2 separate regions of the Mus musculus genome follow, and region 1 is linked to region 2. Evidence: chromatin loops called from intact Hi-C (ENCODE). Cell type or tissue: heart. All regions are shown on one strand. Each heading gives the region's core, and the rest is flanking DNA. Links, peaks and the distances in the headings are about the cores only.

The links. Peaks named below come from ENCODE experiments on the same cell type or tissue, not always from the same donor. Only the 100,000 strongest peaks of a DNase experiment are listed, where the experiment ranks them.
Region 1: a loop joins it to region 2, with 2.3 times the contacts of the local background. A loop is called at or near these places in 6 of 42 quality-filtered maps.

Annotation. Positions count from the first base shown.
Region 1 is chr2:128,501,552-128,511,777 of GRCm38, forward strand. It overlaps Gm39928 (a long non-coding RNA gene), which reads right to left. Exons shown (of 3, transcript XR_866723.3): 2 at 930-1,041. Among named protein-coding and RNA genes, the nearest start is that of Gm39927, 15 kb to the right of the region's middle. In heart, for the core only: a CTCF peak has its summit at 1,509 (motif pointing left); DNase peaks (open chromatin) are centred at 2,140 and 6,230; H3K4me3 peaks cover 664 bases; H3K27ac peaks cover 1,935 bases.
Region 2 is chr2:128,424,467-128,434,692 of GRCm38, forward strand. Morrbid (myeloid RNA regulator of BCL2L11 induced cell death) reads right to left here and starts at 4,885. Exons shown (of 3, transcript NR_028589.1): 1 at 4,628-4,885. It overlaps Gm36154 (a long non-coding RNA gene), which reads right to left. Exons shown (of 3, transcript XR_374969.3): 2 at 9,351-9,434; 3 at 6,331-7,352. Gm14010 (predicted gene 14010) reads left to right here. Exons shown (of 3, transcript NR_166620.1): 3 at 1-101. It overlaps Gm29010 (a long non-coding RNA gene), which reads left to right and starts at 9,244. Exons shown (of 6, transcript XR_374966.3): 1 at 9,244-9,415. In heart, for the core only: no CTCF peak of the experiment used is centred there; DNase peaks (open chromatin) are centred at 4,585, 4,955, 5,455, 7,525 and 2 weaker places; H3K4me3 peaks cover 2,414 bases; H3K27ac peaks cover 3,290 bases.

The sequences.
Region 1 (10,226 bases), core at 1,282-9,281, 77 kb after region 2:
GGTTACCCCCTGAACAAGCCATGCCACTATTGTACCAGTGGGTACATCTTGCCTGACTGGTCAGTATTATAGCACATAGTGTCTACGGATGTTTAAGACTGTTACTATCTTTTCTCCTCTGGCAGCCAGCACCTCTAATCAACTAAGCTCCAATTTGACTCTTAAGAGTCCTGCACATAAAGTATGTGATACCTTTAGCAATCAGGTCTTACTGTCTAGTTCTCCGGTGGATAACCCAAAACAATGGCAATAGGCTATATTGTTCTGTCAGCCTCTGGGAGCTCCCTGGCCAATAATTCATAGAGAGATATCCTCCATGTAAGCACTGGGATTTTTTTTTTTTTTGAGACAGGGTCTCACTATATAGATCTGACTGTTCTGGAACATGCTATGTAGGCCAGGCTGGGACTCAGACTCTCAGATCTAGGCTTGCCTCTGCCTCCTGAGTGCTGGGGTTAAAGGTGTGCACCACTACGTCCACACTGGGATATTTTTGCCTTCTCTTCCTGTGGGAAGCCACATGTGCCGTTGCAGAGTGGCACTGACTACTGCTGGCCACCACGCATAAGTTTGGACAAACAACCAATGTGTACATATGCAGTAAAGTTTTTTGCAAAGACACTGCCTGACCCAGGCATGATAATGAGGCTTTGGGAGTATAACCAATCAGATGTGAGACATGCAAATGAGGTATGATAATGAGGCTCTGTGAGGTACAGAGAGAGAGAGAGTAGCCAATCAGATGAGGAACATGCAAATGAGGCTTAGTGCATAACCAATCCGGGTGTGAGACACGCCTCTCCTAGGCCTATATAAGCAGCACCAGTTCTGGGCTCGCTGGTCGAGTAGGGCACGTGCAAGACCTTCCCTTCCCTTTTCTTCCCTTCTCCCCTTGTCTCCCCTCCCCTTGGAAATGTTATTTTACTTACTTATTTTGTGAGATAGTCTCCATCTTTTCAGTGCAGTCTGGATAAACTTGCTATGTAGACGGAGCTGACCTTGAAGTCAAGGCAATCTTTTTGTCTCATCCTTTCCCAAGAGCTGGAATGACATTCAAGAGCATCCACATTTACCTTCCTGGACAGTTTTACTTGTGCTTCATATTAATCTATAGTTTTAGGGGGTACTTTTAACTTGAAAATTGCTGTAAGAACATGTATCGATCACTTGTATCCAATTAATCACATCTGGTTCTATGCTTTCTTGTGAACACTTTCCCTGAGTCACTGATTTTCCTGTATGAGTCTGATGCTTTTCCCCCGAGGACTGTTTTCTTTAAATACCTGTGTTTGTGGGTGTGTTACCAGTGCACTAGAGGTTACTTGTTGCTGTTTCCTGCTTTCTGGTCTGATGACTGGTGAAGCTTGTGGTCATCATCTGTCAGTGGATGTGGCTCTGCATTACCTCATGGAGTTCCCCACCCACCCACCCATCCACCCACTGCAGCTCTGGTCCCTGTGAGCGCCCCCTTCTGGTTATCCAGTACAGGTAAGGGTTTTTATCCTCTACAAAGCTTACTCGATTACTCTCTAGAGATGGAGGATGAGAGGTCAGCAGGTCCCATTGCTCTGGCTAGCCCTCTTGGGATACATTTGAAAAGAGAAGTGAGAGCCAGGCCCGGGAGACAGGGAAGAGGGATAAAAAGAGACACAGACTCTTAAAGTCATCATGTCCCTTCTTGGCCTGGTTCAGGCAGAGTTTCAGGAGATCTTTACCTTCTCTCCTTTCTCCCCTGCCCTCCTGTGCTGGGCTGGGCCAAAAGCCAAAGCTGAGAGCAGCTCCCAGCTCTTCCTTCTGCTCTTTGCCAATGCTAAGCACCCTTTTTGTGGCTGCCCCCTGTGGCCAGCACACCAGTGTGTTCTTCAGAGGACCCAGCAGGCTTCTCACTACCCATTCACCCCCCCCCAACAGTCAGTAAAGTATCCTCTCTCTGAAGGAAGAAGCAGAGATCTGTCAGCTGATAGGTCAAACATTCACTGGGTGCTGTTACTGCTGGGTACTTAGAGGGGAGGGATGAACACATATAAATACGGCCAAGGTTCTGAGTTTTGGTGCCTCCTGGATTGGCCATATGACTTCCTTCATCCATCACTAAGTCATCAATAGTTTGTGGGGGCAGGGGTTGCAGTTTGGCTCAACCTCTCAAGCTCCCATGATTTGCTATAAAAAGCATTTGCTCCAAGGTCCTGCTGCTCACAGAACTAGACCCATGGAACAGACCCAAATCTGACTAACAGTTGGAGCCAAGCCTAACCAGAAGCAGCCAGATTTCAACTGACCCACAGATGCACAAGCAAAGAAAATATATACTTGTCCTTGATCAGTCACAGGACCATAGGTTAATTCTTAGGGGGCATTAGTGCAGCCATGCCTGATTAACAATACGCTTTACTGATCAGCCTTCATCACTGAAAGAGGTAAGAATTAGTTAAAAAACATCATCTTTCAGCCAAATGCAGCACAGTGTGAGACGGGGTAAGAAAGGAGTAAAATGTATAGTTACATTTCAATAGGTATTGATTTCAATAAAAGAATCTATCTATCATCATATATTTATCTACCTGTTTGTTTGTTTGTTTAGTATTTGACAAGGTATCACTTTGTTGCCCACCGATGGCTTGAAATTTACTATGTAGTCCAGGCTGGCTTCAATCTTATAGCAGTTCTCCTGCCTCATCTTCTCAAGTGCTGGGATTATAGGAATGAGCCACCACACTTGACTGTGAGTCACTATAGCCAAACACATGACATAGACTACAGATGAGGAATATATAGCTTATAGCCTTAAATATGAAACTCCAAGCTTCATAGCACAGGCTGGCCAAAGCTACCACTTGGCTGAATTACTTCTTGACACAGATAGCCACAAAGATCCAGGTAGAGCCAAACTCAGGCTTTTATAACAACTCTGTCTAGAAACTACTATAGAGTCAGGAAAACTACCCACTGGCCCAGGACCTCTAAGGTCCAACCACTCCCAACAGGTCCAACATTGGGTGGTAACCCAGAGAGTCAAGACTTTAATCACTCTGGGGATGGGAATGTTGCTAAAATTCCTTCCCTCTGAGAGGCAGAGGTAAACAATATCTCCCCAGTAACTCTAATTTATTCATAACCTATTTTAATGATAGTTCATAAATGCTTTAACCTCCCTTGTAGCCTACCACCCACCAGAGGTAGTGAAAAATAAAGTGGACCTGTGGATACTGAGGAAGTGGACCTGTGGCAGCTAGATCCACTCACAAACACTTCACGGATACACCAGCAGTCCAGTTCAGTAAAGTTAGGACAGAAAACATGAATCAGCAGCAGTGGCACCATCTAGCAGGGACAGCCAGGCCTCAGCCTTGGCACAAGTCAGCAGAAGGAACCCGGAGGAATGCCAGGAGAAGTTCTCAATTGTGCCTTTCTTGGCGAAGTGAAGATTCAGTGAAGATGCAAGACGCACAAGCATTGCACAGCTAGCTCTATAAGCAAGCATAGCTCAGGCCCCATCACTGTCCATTGAGTCCTATTTATACCCTCCAAACATCACATGTCCTCCACCTGCTTTCCTTAGCATGTGTCTTGCCTCAGATGACATCACTCTGCCAATCAACCCAAGTCTACAGAAGCAGCAAGAAACTGCAGCACAGCACCAGGAATTTTTGGTGCATTTCTCTCCATGGAGTCCTGACAAATGCATCTCAACTATGCAATGTAAGGCAGACTAATACATGTGTGTCGCTAGCAAAGAATCCTTACGTTTCCACTTCCCCTCCTCCTAAGGTCTCAATGACAAACCAAGATATGATTCTGTGGAAGTTCTTTCTGGGAAAACCAATGAGTTATTGGGCTGATTTACAGAGCAATGGGTGAGGGGTTTGGGGCAGGAGCAGGAGTGACCTAAAGCACCAAGCATGGCTGCATAGATGGAGCCTCTCCCCTAATCCTTCCATTAGTCCTTCGCAGAGACCCCAAGCCACATGTAATGCAGAATTCCAGGCAACTGGTAGAGAGGATAGTTGGATACTTGGTAAATGTCCCACAATTCTCTTTGCTCCCTCCTTCTAAAAGGTAAGGTCATCAGTCAATAAACTATAGATTACTTTGATGTTTAAAAATGCTTCTCTCAAGGGCTGAGGATGGCTTAGCAGTTAAGAGCACTGGTTGCTCTTACAGAGATTTGGCTCACAGCTAGCTATAACACCAGTTCTAGGGGAATCTGATGCCTTCTTCTGGACTTTGCTAGCACTGCAGATGTGCACATGACATACAGGCATAAATAATAAAAACAATTTTAAAATCTTTAAGGTACATAGAAGTACAAGTCTACAAAAAGAGCCAAGGTCACCTTGGAGGAGGACGAAGCTTGAGAATTGCTACTGCAAAGAGACTGCAGTACTTAAGACAGTGCTGCTTGTTGTGAATGTGTAGACAAATAGAAAAACAGAACAGAAAACTGTAGCTAGAAACAGAGCTTTGGATGGGTGTCCATATGCAACAATAGCAAAAGATAAAGATAAAAAGATGTTTTCAATGAAAGTTTTGGGGTCAATCAGGTATTTCATATAGAGAAAAATTAACTGTGAAGCACACCTGATACTATGTATAAAAGCCAATGCCAGTATTATTGTTTCCCTAAAGGTGGAGAGCAAAACAAATGAAGTGTCCATCATGATATGCAGGAGAGTAATTGTGCTGGCTAGTGTTACATCAACTTGACCCAAACTAGAGTCATTGGAGAGGAGAGAGACTTAGGTGAGAAAATGCCTCCCTAAGATCCACCTGTAGGCAAGCCTATTTGGCATTTTCTTAATTAGTGATTGATGAGTGAAGGCCCAGCTCATTGTGGGTGGTGCCTTCCCTGGGCTGGTGGTCATGGGTTAGATAAGAAAGCAGGCTGAGCAAGTCATAAGGAGCAAGCCAGTAAGCAGCAGCCCTCCACGACCTCTGCATCGGTGCCTGCCTCCAGGTTCAAGCTCTGCTTGATTGAGCTCCTGTCCTGAGTTCCTTCAGTGCTGTGGAAGTGTAAGCCAAATAAAGCCCTACCTCCTCAAGTTACTTTGGTCATGGTATGTCATCACAGCAATAGAAACCATAACTAAGACAGTAATCTTATAATCTTAGCTGGGTGTGGTGGTGCACACTTTTAATCCCAGCACTTGGGAGGCAGAGGCAGGCGAATTTCTGAGTTTGAGGTCAGTCTGGTCTACAGAGTGAGTTCCAGGACAGCCAGAGCTATACAGAGAAACCCTGTCTCGAAAAAAAAAATCATAATCTTGAGCTAGTAGAAGAGTTTTCAATGGGACAGAAAACCACTAACAGGTAAATCAAGAGATGGCTCAGCAGTGAATTCATACTGGCCTTGCAGAAGACCTGAGTGTGGTTCCCAGCACCCACAATGGGCGGCCCACAACTGTCTATAACTCCTGCTCCAGGAAATCCTGCATTTACATGCACTGGCCCACAGACAGATAAACGCACATATACATTCTATTTAAAAAGATTGAATTGCTAAATTCAATTTCATCACAATTAAGAATGTCTGTCTCTCCATTTAGAGGGTGAGATGCTTATGTGCTGAGAGACAGTTAGTTGTAGAATGAAGATCCAACAAAGAATTCATATCCAACATATATAAAGAATATCTCCAAACCAGGTAAAGTCTGACAGTCTAGTGTAACAACTGAGCAATAGTGTCATCGGGCCCTTCACAAAAAGGAACAGCACAAACAACCAGCAAAGAGCTGAAAAGGTACACATTATTACTCATTGTGGGAAAAACAAAAAACAAAAAACCCTTCTGTCCACCTTATAGAAGGATCTCACAGATGAGTATCTAAAGGCTGCCAAGCACAAAGGGACCATACTGTGGCATTCCATTTAAGTATGGAGTCAAAGCGTTAGTCAAAATAGCAGCTGCTTCTGAAAGAGGTGATTTTTTTTTTTTTTTTTTTTTTTTTTTGGGAGAGGCATGAACGCATGCCCAGGGTTACAGTGTTCAAAACCCTTCTGTAGATGCCCTGATTCCTCATAGTATACATTTCCCCCTGTGCATGTTGAAAGATTTCCCCCACACTTGAAGAAACACCAACAAAAGCCTCCAGAAAGCAAGAGAGGTCGCCCAGAAGCTGCCAGGAGTGTGAGCAAAAGGCAGCCCAGCTGAGAGTGAGGCTGACCAGAGCCTGCAAGCAGAGTCAGGAAGCAAGACCGGATTCCTCACTTATCGGATCTTCCAGGCGGAATCAAGCGCCTGCTCCTGCTGAAACGGAACAGCTGCTACCCTCAGTATCAGACAGGGATGCTTAGGAAATCTGGCTCTGGCCACATGGAAAACCTCGCTGCGGTTTTGAACCATCTCCAAGTCTTTGCTGATATAACGAAAGGAAGAAATGTGTATGCATCGAGGTAATCCCACCCTACCTCCCCCAAAAGAAATCTCTCTCTGAAAATGACCAGGAAGCAACAGTGGAACCCTGGTGTTCTACTCTTTTGCCTCTTGGAACGGACACAGCCCCTTCAATGGTGACAGCCCCTTCAATGGTGCTGCTGACAAGCATGGGTGAGTGTGAGCCTCATGCCAGGAAGTATCTGGCACAGACACTCAGTTAATCCCACAAGTCCATATTTTATCATCCCCATCTCTAATGTTCAGATGAGGATAGTGAAGTACAAATATGGACTGTAATTAGAAACACAAGAGGCAGTGAAATGCATCAAGCACCTAGACCTATGTTTGCTCCTCGGTACCAACTGAAAAGATAAAATAATACTGTTTAAAAGCTGAGTGCAATGGCCTTGGAATCACAGCACTTCAGAGGCAGAGGCAGTATGGGTAGTACCCTGGGGTGCTCATTGTCCAGCCAACCTAGCCTGCTTTGTAGGCTCTAAGCCAATGAAGACCGCATCTTAGAAGTAACAAAAGAATGGGCTGGAGAGTTGGCTCAGTGGTTAAGAGCTGCTCTTCCAAAAGACCTGGAATTGGCTCCCAGCACCTACATGGAAGCTAAGAGCCATCTGTAACTCCAGTTCTAAGAGATATGACATCTTCTTCTGACCTCCAAGGACACTGCATACACATGGCACACAGACAGACAGACAGACAGATGACAGACAAAACACCCATAAAACCCACATTAAAAAAATGAAAACAGTAACAAAACAAGAAAAGGCTTGAAGAAGAATACCAAAAGCTGTCCTCTGGGCTCCATGTACACACACACACGTATGTCTGCACACACTAGAGTGTGCGCACACATAAAATCTTGGTACCCTGATAATTCCTACCTCAGTAGGTAGCAGAGCTGGGCTTTGTCTCCCTTCATCTCTGCACTATTCCAGCTCCTGATGTCACAGTCAAAATCACCCCATAAGCTACCCAGGTTCATATCTGCAAGACCAGTTGTCTCCTGGTCGAATAGTCTTAGGGAATTCGTGTCTGATGTAAATAATCTATGTACAGAGATGCAAAATGTGTATTCCACTGGGGGAAAAATTGAATTCAGTTTGATTACCTCACAGGTTAACATTTTCAGGAAAGTAACCACAAATACAAAATTTCATCAAGTAGAAATAATGTTCTTTTTAAGAGGTTCATATATATTCTGGAAAGTTCAATTCAACCACAGCCTAAATCCTGCTGTTTATTCTACAATAATGGTCAGGCCCAGAAAAAGGTTTCCCCTTGACAAAAGCCTTTGAAGAGGAGGCTTGCCAGTGAAAGAAAACATCTGTAGTGGGGTTGCTAACCACTGCTCCACACGGTACCCAGAGGAGGGAATCCCCCAAGCCATGATGCTACTCCTACTACCAAGTGGTTCATCAGAGATCTGGGGGCAACGGTCCCATGAGCTGGACCAGTTATCTTGGTATCAAGAGGTTCCCAGACCACCTTTGGGTGCTAAAGTCATATTTGCATTCAATCCACAAACACCACCCTGTGTACTTTAAATCACACAGATGACTCATACCACATAATACAATGCGGAAGCCGTGCAAGTGGCTGTTGGACCATATTGTTTAAAGAATGATGAGAAAATAAATCTGTAACTGTTTAGTACAAATGCATTTCTTTCACAAGTTGAATCCATGTGTGCAGAACCCTTGAATATAGAAGGCCAACTGTGCTATCAAGAGCTCTCCTCTCCTTACTATCTAGTGCATCCTAGAGGTAGACTAGTGGGCATGAATATTTCATGCTTTTAAGGGCTGGGATGGCTCTGGAAACACAGATGTAAAGTCCCCCAAAGCCATGGACTTGAACTGATTCCCAATGGAAAGAGCTACACTGAGGTTATAGTTTCTCTCCTTCAAAGGATAGACTCCATATCACTGTGGAGGTTTGTAAACAGCAGCCATCGAGGGCAATGAAGAGAGACGCATGCAATTTGGAGCAAGGTAGTGGTCATTTGCATCATGATTAGCAAGTACCTTACTTTCTTGTATACAATCTATTATTGCTACCTTTCTCAAATCCCCCTTCTCTGGGTACAGTGACAGAGCCAGCTCACTCAAAGTTCACAACCACAAATGGAATCCTTGTTTCTGTGCTCAGACTAAAATGTCTGAGTTTCACAGGATAATGGATGAGGAGAAAAATAAAGACAGATACCATAGTTGTTCAGTGTGCAGATCAGGGGACACTGTACCTAAGAGATCAGACATAGTTTTCTCAGGAATAGCATCCCAGGGGAGGGCACCCAGGTGAACGTCAGGTACAGCCTGATAAGTATCCCTCGTGTGGAAGAAAGCCACAGGTTCCTGTATAACAAATCAGGGTAAAGGACATAAATCCTATTGGGATTCACAGTCACAATTCGCAGTCACAATTCGAAATCACAGTTCCCTCCTTTGCTCAGCACTCTCCTGTGGGTGACCCAGTCACGACCAATCAAGTTCTTGAGGCAACTGTGAAAGTGTGGCATCAGGTGCTGACTATCTAGTGGGCGGCTGTCCAGCCTCAGACAGTTTGGATCTACAGGCCTTGCCTTGAGAGACCTCCTGGGCCTAATTCCACTGGGTAGGGAGCTTTCTTGAGCCTAACTTTCAGGCTAGTTAGGATTCCTGGTTTCTTCCAATTCATTGTTTTTGGTGGTGGTGGTAGTGGTGGTGGTTATAATGTTTTGTTCTGGACAGTACTGGGGATTGAACCTAGAACCTCATACACGCTGGGCAAGTATTCTGCCCCTGAGCTATAGTCTTAGTATTCTTTTGACTTTATATTTTAAGATAAGGCCTCACTAAGATCTCCAATCTAATACAGGTCTTCAACTTGCAATTCTACTGCCTCAACATCCCAAGTAGTTCTTGCCCCACTAGGGGCTACTGTTAGATTTACTTAAATTAGCATAGTGATCCTTTCTCTTTAGCTGACACAGGACATTAGTCTCATAGGTGGCACCAGATGCTGGTACCAGGGGAAAGGTGTTCTAGGGATATTTCTACCTATGGATGACCAGTGCCCCACCCCCCATGGTCGCAGCTCCCTCATGCCCTGCCTCATTCAGTTCACAAAGCATGTTTTCAAACACAGAATCATTTCCAAGCCAGCCTCCACTCCGTTTCTTCTTTGTGGATGTTGCCTATACAACTTTCAGCCTTTCACATATTGTGTGGAGTGTCTCTCTGAAATATGATTCTCCTTTTATTTCCTTTGCCTCAACTTCTGGCATGTACAAGTTTCTCTTTCTCTCTTTTTAAACAAGCTAAGAAAGTCAATCTGAGGGAATGTTTTTGAGATTTTTCTTTACCCAAACCTGATTGATGTATGCTACAAAAACACCAAGATTCTTCAAGCAAGCTCTGCACCGGGGAGAGAAAATCCAACAATACAGCTGCCAACACCCTTCAAAGATTGTTTTTCAAGTCCCTCGCTCCCAACAGTCCTCAGTGGGTTAAACCAGGTTGCAGACTTCACTACAGACCAGATTTCTTTCCAACACTTTATGGACCTTGCTCCTCCTCTGGCCGGCACTGACTGACAGCATCATGATGATTCCTCTCTCAAGCATCTGGCTCTGCAACTTGATTATTTCCATTTTTATTTTTTTTAACCTACTGACAACTGCCACGCATGTGCAGCTGGGACCTCCCAGTCTCCCTTCCATGGGCTCCGTGGGCTCTGCGGGCTCCATGGGCTTGACTCCTCCATGGCCAGGACACCCACAGCAGGCACTCAGGCTTCTGCATGATGTAGAATAATTCTGACCCAACCCTCCAATGGCAATCAAATCTGTCCTCAGCCA
Region 2 (10,226 bases), core at 1,097-9,096:
CAACTGTGAGAACAGAACCCGTTAGCCGTTTGAGAGCAAGTGAGCTTGGCTCCTTTGGGAGCCACTGATATTTAATAAATGTTGCTTTATGTCCAGCTGAATTGCCAGGAGTCTGTGCAGCCCTCATACACTGTAAATTACTAGTGCAATGGGAATATATGTCTTCTGCCACCATTAACAAAAGTTCTCTACCTTTAACATTATGCATTTTCCCAGGGCAGAGTAACACCCTGCCCCTCCTGTCCCAGAAGTCCCCATTTGCATGTACTCAACCTAGAAAGCAAAAGATAAGCTGGGAACCCAAGCTAGATTAGAGATACTGCCTCTCTCACTTCTCAAGCTATACAAAGGACAACCAGCTTTTCATCAGAAAGAATCCTATGAGACCAGCTGATCACTGGCTCCCCTCTCCTTCCTGTGAACCAGTTTCCTTCAAACTTGCTGTCTCTTCTTTGAGAACCAGGATCCAGCCAGAACCTGTGAGGATCCCTGCCCTTGACCCAGAGAAGGGCCCTCAGGTTCCTGCTATTAGAGTAGCTTTGGGGACCCACGACTGTGCCAACCACATTGTGATGGTTTGTATATGCTTGACCCAGGAAGTGGCACTATGAGAGTGTGTGGCTCTGTTGGAGTAGGTGTGGCCTTGTTGGAGTAGGTGTGTCACTGTGGGTGTGGGCTTTAAGACCCTCATCCTAGCTGCCTGAAAGCCAGTATTTTGCTAGCAGTCTTCAGTTGAAGTTATAGAACTCTCAGCTCCTCCTGCACCATGCCTGCCTGGATGCTGCCATGTTCCTGCCTTGATGATAATGGACTGAAACCCTGAACCTGTAAGCCAGCCCCAATTAAATGTTGTCCTTTATAAGACTTGCATTGGTCATGGTGTCTGCTCACAGCAGTAAAACCCTAACTAAGACACACACATTACATCCACAATGCTCTAACACAGCCAGGCCAGTCTCAGCTCCTGGAGCTTAAACACTGCACACAGGACTGACAGCTCAAAGACCAAAATGACCCTAGCTCCTTCTGGCCCCCGAGGGTGGGCACGAGAATGTGGCTGGCTTTTGAGACTTTGGAGTTGGTAAGGAAATGCCACACTGCTTCATTTGGGTCTCTGGGGGCTTATTTAATGTTTTCAGTATGATGTGTCTTCCATTCACAATCACTTTCAAGTAGCAAGAATCTAAATGAGTTAAGGGACAATTGTCACTGGATTCAGCTGGAAAACAACAGCACCAAATCAAGTTGTGCCACCTTCAGCAGGCCCATGTCTCAGGGGCCTGGGTTTCCTGACCTTTGGCCCAGATGGCCCTGCGTATTACACAGGAAGCCCTATTGGCTGCCTGCTCCTGCTCATTTTCCTGTGCTGAATGGATGGGTAGTGTCTCTCTGGCACCTTCACTGAGACACTGAGTAAGGCAAGTAACTGCCCCCTTCCTTTGGTCCTGAGGGCTGTTGTGGAGTTAAATGAAGGGCCCATGAAGTGTGGTTGGGCTGAATAAAATGGGAACTGTACTTTTGTAATGTTGTTGATAATAACAATGAGGAGGAGGAAGGGGAGGAGGACGAGGAAGGTTATAGTGATAACAATGATGTTGATAATAATGATGATGATGAGGAAGATGGGGAGGAGGGGGTGGGGAGGAAGATGGAGAGGAAGAGGAAGGTTATGGTGATAACAATAATGTTGATAATAATGAGGAGGAGGAGGAGGAGGAGGAAGGGGAGGAGGGGGATGGGGAGGGAGATGGGGAGGATGAGGAAGGTTAGAGTGATAATGACAGCTAAAACCCAGTTTCCTGAGAGGACCAAGAAGCAGTCTCCATTTGCCTAATAAGCATGACCCTGGTGAGTGCAGAGCCTGCTATAGATTGAGACCTCAAAGAGACCTTGTTTCAAGGACAGTATCCATTCTTGATGAAATACCACAGGGCTAGGGAGCCCAGAACAGATGCAAGAGGCTGGTGACATCTCTGAGGACATACCTGTCCTGGTGACAGTATCTCCTGGCAACTGGTATATACCCCAAGGTCTTCCCAAGGTTCACAGTCATAAGAGTCTCACTCTTCCTCCACAGTGAGGAAGGCAGGACACCAGGCAGGACCTTCAAGCTCTCACAGCACTTCCACCAGAAGCAGACAGAGTTTGTGCTGTGGAGACCTCTGCACAAAATGTCTCAGGGCAGATATCCCATGATGATGAAGACAAGAGGAGACAGGGCCACAAGTCCCAGGTTAGTCCCAGGTTGAGCCTACCATGACAGCAGGATTCTGGGCAACTTCCACTGTCATCAAGTCTGAAGCACTTTCTGTTTGTCACAGTGCTAGGTTACAAAGGTAACCGTGTACATCTTTCCCTGGGTCCTGGTAGTCTGAACTCAGGTCCTGCTGCTTGCACGTCACGCTCTTTACTTACCATGGAGCCACCCCCTCAATGCACAAACTGTGGTTTCGGGCACCCGTTTTCACACTTGTCCTTAGTCTTTTTCCTGCCTTGTTCAATAACTCTCTTCTAATTACTTAAGAGACCCGTCAGTCCATCCCTGCTATTTCTTATGGTAAGAGGCCATTGGCTGTCAGAATCCACATGACTGCCTGACCTCTATATGACGGATCAAAATCAATGCCTAAAACAAAACACAACACCACCAAGCCATAATCCAGCAATCCTCACATGAGGTTTGAAGACACAAAACCCAGCGATAGGCTCACTGCTGTGACCTGCATATATGTGACGACATGGGAACCCATGTAAGTGTGCTCAGCCCACAGACATACTGTGCCACAATTCTTGATCCCATGACGTGGCATTTCTCTGGTTACTTGGACAGCTTACTTACCAAGAGCACCAAACCAACTAGGAATGATGGGCTCTCTCTATTGGCTACCTCTGGCTTGTCAATCACTTTCTGTAAAAGTCCTGTGGCCAACTACAAACATGCAAACTATGTGCCTTCAGAGGACTGGAAACTAAGTGGACCAGGGAGAGGTAAGATACTGGAGTCCTGCCTCCATCCAGGCCCTTTCCTGAATTCCTGGCAGGTGCTAACTCCTTGGGCCCCTTGCGCGGGGGTAGATGAACAATGATCTAGAAGTCCAAGGTCTCCAGAAGTGGGTCAGCAGGACCTGGGGCCCACTGGCCTCCCTTCTAATCCAATCTTAATCTTGCTATCCAAGTTTTGTGGCTTCAGGGTGTGGCCCCAGAGAGCTGGGACCCACCCACAGTTATCTAAACACAGATAAACAATCTTCAGGCAGAGCCACAGAACTAGCCAGGAAAAGATTCAAACCCTGTGTTGACCTGTGAAGCCTTTGGCGACTCCTTGGGTTCCGTGTATAGAACTGCTCTAGGATAGGAATTCTTCTCAAAGGTATTTGGAGGCTTTCTTTCTCTGAAGCTTGCACTCTGATTTATTTAAGCCAAGTTAGTGCCTGCCTCTTGTGGAAGCCAGCTTCAAAATTCATGTCTCACCCGATTCTCCCAATCATAAGGGTGTGAACTATTTCAAAGGGTGGGGTGCGACTGCGGCTCTAGACTACCCTGGTCCTTCCTGCACCCCAGAGTTCGTTTAACAAACTCTGTGCTCGGTCAGGGGCAGGACCCAAAATGATTGTCATCAGCCCAGGCATGCTGAAGAAGCCGAACACAGTATTCCTGACAAGGAGACAGCCAAGAGACCTCTCAGGTACATTCCAGGAGAAAGCTGAACGTGTGTGACTATCCTCTTCACAGAGGGCCAGGCAATGCTGATATCATGCAAAGACCCGAGCCGGCAAACTCCTGTTACGCTCAGAGTGAATGGAGCTGCTCTCAGGGCTCATTCAGTTAGGTTGCTGACTCATTCTTAACCCGGGAAGCCCCACACGCCCCAGTGAGTTGCTCAGAACAGGCTCCTGTCTTCCCTGCAGCCTGCTATGCAGCTTTTTAAGCAAATGACCGCTTTTTAGATTTGCTTTAAAAGTGGCACAGCAGTTACTGTAACTGTTTATTTGACAGTAAAGATGTTTGTAAGAATAGCAGTAACTCAGCCCACTCCCTTCCCCCATCTTCCACCATGCCCTTCCTGGTCCCTAGCCTGTGGCTTTTCTTTCTGCTTTTGAACACATTTTCCACCTGGAGCGTTAAAGGGAAGCACGGGATGTAGCGTGTTCAGAGAAAAGACAAAATTCTGCCTCGCTGCCATACTTCTTGCCCTGAAGCTGGACAGCTCAGGCCTGGCTGCCTGAGTCAGAGACCAGAAGCTGCCCCCGGGGTTGGCTCTTCCTTCTGCTTCTTAGGAGCGGAAACTAGTTCAACCTCAGTGCCCAGTTAACACAAACTCACCCACCTCCGTCTCTGACCTTCACTTTAGCTTCTAGCTAGGAATCCGTGGTGGCTTCCTTCCCAGGCAAGCCTCACGCTCTCCTCTGAGACAGCATAACACACAGCCACCATCCACAAGGCACAGCTCAGAAACTTCCTCCAAGAGTCCCGCAACAGACACAACAGGTGGGCTGGAGGCAGAGGGAGCCACTTTTCTGACCTCACAAAACCTTCAAAGTCTGGGAGAAGCAGTGTCTACCCCAGAACACAGCAGCTGTCACAGCTCAGAGGTGCACGGAAAACATCTTTGACTGAGAGTACTCACCAGGGAGAAGCTGATAGACGGGTCCGCCTGCCTTCCCAGCCACTGTGCTGTGAAGATCCCAAGATATGCGCAGCTTGCCTGGAAAGTCACTTTGAAACTTAGAAAGCAGACACTGCAAAGTCACCCAGTCCCCTCATTCTCAGAGATGTCCACATGATTAGGAAAAAAAAAAAAAAAGACAAGAAAAGAAAAAAAAAAACTGCAAAGCAGACACCTCAGTCTTCATTGTCACTGGAACCAGATGACTCGTGCTGACTCAGAGCCACCACTTCCTCTCCCGACATTCTCTTCATACTTTGTGAGCCCGCCTGGTCTGGTTCCCAGGGTCTCTACCACCCTTCCGGAAAGAGCAGCTTCCCAGACCTTGGGTGTGGAAGCCCCAGGCTTGTAGCCAGTGATCACCCTCATCAGGGAGGAGACGCTTTGGTTAGGAGACTTGGGGGTAACTGAAAATAAAAGGCAGAGATCTCACATGCACACGGGTGCTGTAACACGCTGGCCGTCCACAGAAGAGGGAAGAACCCATTTTTGCTATTTCCTTAAGGCATCTGAGTTTGCTTGGCCCTGATATCCCCTATTTCAGTCCATGATTTTTTTTTTTCTGCACAGAGTTTTGATCTAAAATCATTATATCTATTCTGAGCTGGCTGTTAGCATGTGTGACTTAGTCTTGCTAGGCTAAATCACATGAATAAAAGAACCAAGGAGTAAAAAACAAAGTTATGGTTCTCTAACTTTGAAAGAATCCTGAACGTTTCCATGCAAGAACCAAGAGCCCGCCTCTATGTCTGAGTTTTCTTTTGAATGATGCAGAGGGCGGGGCTGTCTTCCGCAGCTTCAAGCTTTTTTGAACTATGAGAAGTACTCCAGAGAAAGCGGAACCCATGTACCACTGAGCAGCCTCTGGTGAGGCCAGGTAGGGTTGCTGTGATTGTTGATATCTTTGCCCACCCCTCCCTGCCCCCAAAAGTCAGCACTGTCCAAAAAAAAAAAAAAAAAAAAAAAAAAAAAGCAGAGGTTTCACTTTTGAAACGTACATTTCAGTATATCAGAGAATCTTAACACAGCATACGTAAGAGCAGATATGTGTGCCAGAGAGTCTCTTAAACAGGTTAGGGAAAAGCTAACAGTATAGGCAGGGAGGAGAGAGAATTTGGGGGTACAGGGGCAAGGGAAGAAACTCATCCATTCATAGGTCAAGACCCCTCTGAGGGTCAAATGACCCTTTCCCAGGGGACAACCAAGACCATTGGAAATCACAGATATTTATATTATAATTCATAACAGTAGCAAAACTCCAGTTATGAAGTAGCAATGGAAATAATCTCCAGTTGGGGCTCCCCACAACATGAGGAGCTTATTAAAGGAGTAGCAGGGCTAGGAAGGTTGAGAATGTTCAGTCCTAAGGAGACGGAGGATTTGGCCTTGGCAACAGCTTGCAAGTACATTGTCCTCTAAAGCCTCCAAACACCAGTCCAGCTCCTCCAGGACATCGTGTTGTTTGAGCAGGCTATCTAGCACAGTCTGCCCAGACTTCCGAGAACAGCAAAATATATGAGGGGAGGGCTTTTCAATACAAACCATAACTGGTTATCATTAAAAGACCGATATACTTGGCCCATTTGCAAAATCCAGACAATGGTAGTTCCTTCCTCTGTATGAAAATGAAAAGCTAACTCCAGGGTCTGTAACTGTGGTGAGTGTCTCTGTTCTCTTATACCACTGAGCAGGTCAAAGCTGGCCTCTGACAATGTGTGTGGTTTGCTGTTGAAAGTTTTCCTACCAGTATAGTATTTGAGTCACGGGCCACAACCAAAAGTCTAGGCTCAAAGAGACGACTTGCACACTAAAGAGGTAACCTCTTGTTAAAATTCAGAGCCTATGAATAAAATGCACGACCACAAACGGTTATTTAACAATGCGGACAGTAGTGAAGACAATGGCAGCGTACTGAGAGCAAAGGACAGGAAGTGTGGAGTTCAGTCATTCACAGACTCAACAAATGTGGTCCAGATGCCAGGCTCTGATGCTGAGCCTTGGGAAACAGCAGGGGGTGGGGTCGGGAGGGAAGGTCCCCTGTGCTCAGGAAGCTTGTATTCTCAAGGGATAGGACAGAAAATAAGCACACAGGACGAACTCGAGATCATGATGTGGTCAGTGTGAAAAATTGCTAATAAAGTCAAAGCCATTGAGATGAGTGGGCTGCTGAGACAGGCCTGGGGCTGGGGAAGGAGGCAAGGAAGGGGCTGGGCTGCTGTGCCTGCTGGAATAAGATAGCATGAGACAGGCTGGATTATATGAGAGTGGAGGGGTCTGATTGGAATTTTCCAAGGATAACACTTGCTAAAAGCAGAGCACATGGGAGTCTGGTCACCTCCACTTTGGGTCTGATGAGGGTGATGGAATCCAAGCAATGTGTGCAGTCAGAGGTGTGGGATGGGTTGGGTAGCCCAGTGGTAGGTACAGATTACTCCAACAGAACTCTTGGACTTTAGGGTTGAGGAGCAGAGTGGTGCCACCTGCTAAGAGGAGGAAGGTTGAGGGAGTTGAGGGAGGAGACAGTCCAAGTGAGGAAGACATCAAGAACACCGGCTCCGTTTCCGCTGCTGTTTGGCTTTGCCTATCAGATGTCACGTGGAGATGCTTATAAAGATGTTGGTAGACTTTAAATGCCAGGAGTAGGTTTGTGTTGAAGATTTCAGAGGTGGTGATCTAAAGGCCCGGCCTGGAGGGGAGAGACACATAGAGATGAAAGATGAGCAAGGCGGTTTGGACCCTTGGCCAGTGAGCCTGGAGGAGAACCAAGAAAGCCAGGGCTCACAGCCAAGGGCTGGAGGTTTCAAGAAGGCAGAAGAGGCTGACTGGCCAGGACTCCAAGGAGTTCCCGTCAGACAGAAACAGGGTGGGGCATGTTGGCCAAGGCTCAGGAGGCCATGGTGACCAGGTACCTGACCTGGCAGCCTCTGTGACCCTAGACACAGCTTGGCGGTAAGTAGCTGGGATCAGGGTGAGCTCAGCCAAAAGAGAGGGAGCCACACCTACAAGCAGCACCCTCCAACGCAGCATCAAGGAAATGGATACGTGGCACTTTGAGGAACAATGACATCCAGTTAAATGGCAGAAGCTAGGCATGGTACTACACACCTATATAAGTATTGGAGAGAGAAAGGCCAGAGGTTTGTGAGTTCAAGGTCAGCCTAGACTACATAATGAGATTTTTATCTTAATCAAATACCCCATTTGGATGCTGTAGCTGCCCCTTGTTGTGTGTAACTCGCGGTTTTGTTGGCCTATGGATGAGTTACAGCGTTAGGAGCTCACTATCAACCAGGACATCGCCCACCAGTCAGTGTTCCGGGTTTCCTTTAGCCCTGCAGACACCATAGCTCTGGTCTGAGGTTATTGTTCAGGTTAGGCATCTCTGGCTCAGTGAAGACAGACTGTAGTTTTGAAACAGGAAAAAAGTAAAGTAACCCAGTTTCTAAGAGGGCAGTTGCAACTCTTACTTGGGACTGACAGATAAGCATGTGGGCAGCTTCTCTCAGTTATAACCAATATCTCGCAATGCCTTCCCATGACATGATATAAGTACCAAATTGTATAGGCTAATCTGTCAAAACTATCTTTTTAAAAGAACATCTAGAACCTCCTTGGTCGGATGCAGACTGCCTTGAGATGGCATGGATCCTCTTCTCTGAGACAACAGCATCTTAACCTCTAGATGAGTCCTTAGCAATATTAGCTTAATTTTCAGTTCTCATTGTTCATAATGGCCCTAATGACTCCCTCGAATGTACCTCCAAGGCATACTTCTCTCAAGAACTCTGTTTTAATTGCACTGAGAGGAAATCACACTTGCTGTGTGGGGTGGCTGGCAGATGGTTGGATTCCATCTAATCTGATTTTGCCAAAATTCATTCCTATTAATCGTTGAGGGCTTTTAGTGGAAAAGAGAGTTTTAGTTCTTACCTAAGCAAGGCCACTCTGACTCCAGGCCTGAGAGGAGGTGCCTGGGGAAGCACTGTGGGCCCTGAGGGTCACCCTCCCCTCCCCCACCCAGCCCCTGCTTTCTAGGCCTTGAAATCTCCATTCATTCTCCCTGGTTACCCCCACCCCCATCCCCAGGTTTCCCGGCCTTCTCTGAATGGCTTCTTTTACTTTTGCAGTGACCCAAAGCCACAGCTCTGAGAAGACCACTCTCTGGCTTTCACATCTGCATAGCATCTTGAGTGTAGGTGGGGTGGAGGTAGAAGGGGTTGTCCTTGAATCCAAGAAACTAGGGTTTGGAACTGGGCTCCCAACCTAGTGGCCTTGAAGATGGGCCTGTAACCCGCGTAAACTCAGGCCGTGTAAACGGTGGCCAGGCACGCTCCCGTGAATACCCTCATCGCAGCATTTGGTGAGCTTAAAGGTTCAGGTTAGTGGTTGAAAATGAAGTCCATTAGTCAGTACCAGCAAAGGCCTTTATTGTAGACGTGTAATATTCTTATCTAATAGCACCCCTTCCCGGGCCTCTCCCCTTCCCTTCTCCTTCTTGTGCCTCTCACTCCCACCTCTTATTGGGTCAGCCTGCCCATGACTGAACAAAAGCAGTGATGACTTAAGTTAGGGAGAAGTCTGGCACTGACCGTGTGGGCGGTGGGACAGCCCCAGGATATGATCAGGCACTTGTCTTTCTGATCTACCATCTGGAACTTGCCTTTCCCTAGATGACTCCACATACCCAAACAGCTGCTGAATCTCCAGTAGATGAAGAATCTATATTCTTCATCTTGACAGTAGGAGGAGGTAAGGTTCTGTCGTCTCCCTATTAGGAAAAAAGAGAAAAGTGAGCAAGGGCCAAACAATTATATGTAGTGTATATAACACCCAGCCCTATCCCCACTGCTGTGGGGCTTTGCTGAAGCGGCTACGTGGTAAGTATCTCCACGTCCAGAAGTAGGCCTTGTGGTCTCTCCTAGCTGCTAAATGTAGTCTTGTCTTCGGGCTGACATATAATAGGGCTTTCAGGTAAGCAGGACAGAAAGAAGACATATCTATTCCTAACCAGCAGGATTGGCTATGGCCCAGGGACCCAGGGTGACCATCAGTGCCCTTCCATGGGATCTGATGCAGAACATGATGGACGAGGTAGTCCATGTTCCCATGTTCCCTGTGGACCACAGGTGGAGGGGCACAGTCCCACTACACAGAGCATAGCAGCGCACAGCAGCACCAGACTGGCAGAGTGAGACCAGGAGGGAGGCTGCTTTGACCTCTGGCTAGGCAGAAACCTTGTCACCTCTTGACCAAGCTCATTTACATGGGATCTGGTTTGTGCTGACTCAACACCCACGAAGAAAGATGCTCGTTGTAATGAATATGCTAAGGTTTAACGGATGATGCACTGGGGGCTCCTTTCTGCTCTCTGCAGCCACTTCATTCATGCTGCCTCCCCTCCCCCCATCAATGTTTCTTCTATTTCCTCCTCCAAGAAAACCCTGTTTAGTCTTGAAGCCCTGACACCCAAATTCCTCTCTCTATAGACATCCCCTCCACTCTTCTGCACTCATTCAATCCTTGGTCTTAATGCGCTCTCTCCTTTTGCTGAAGTTCTTCA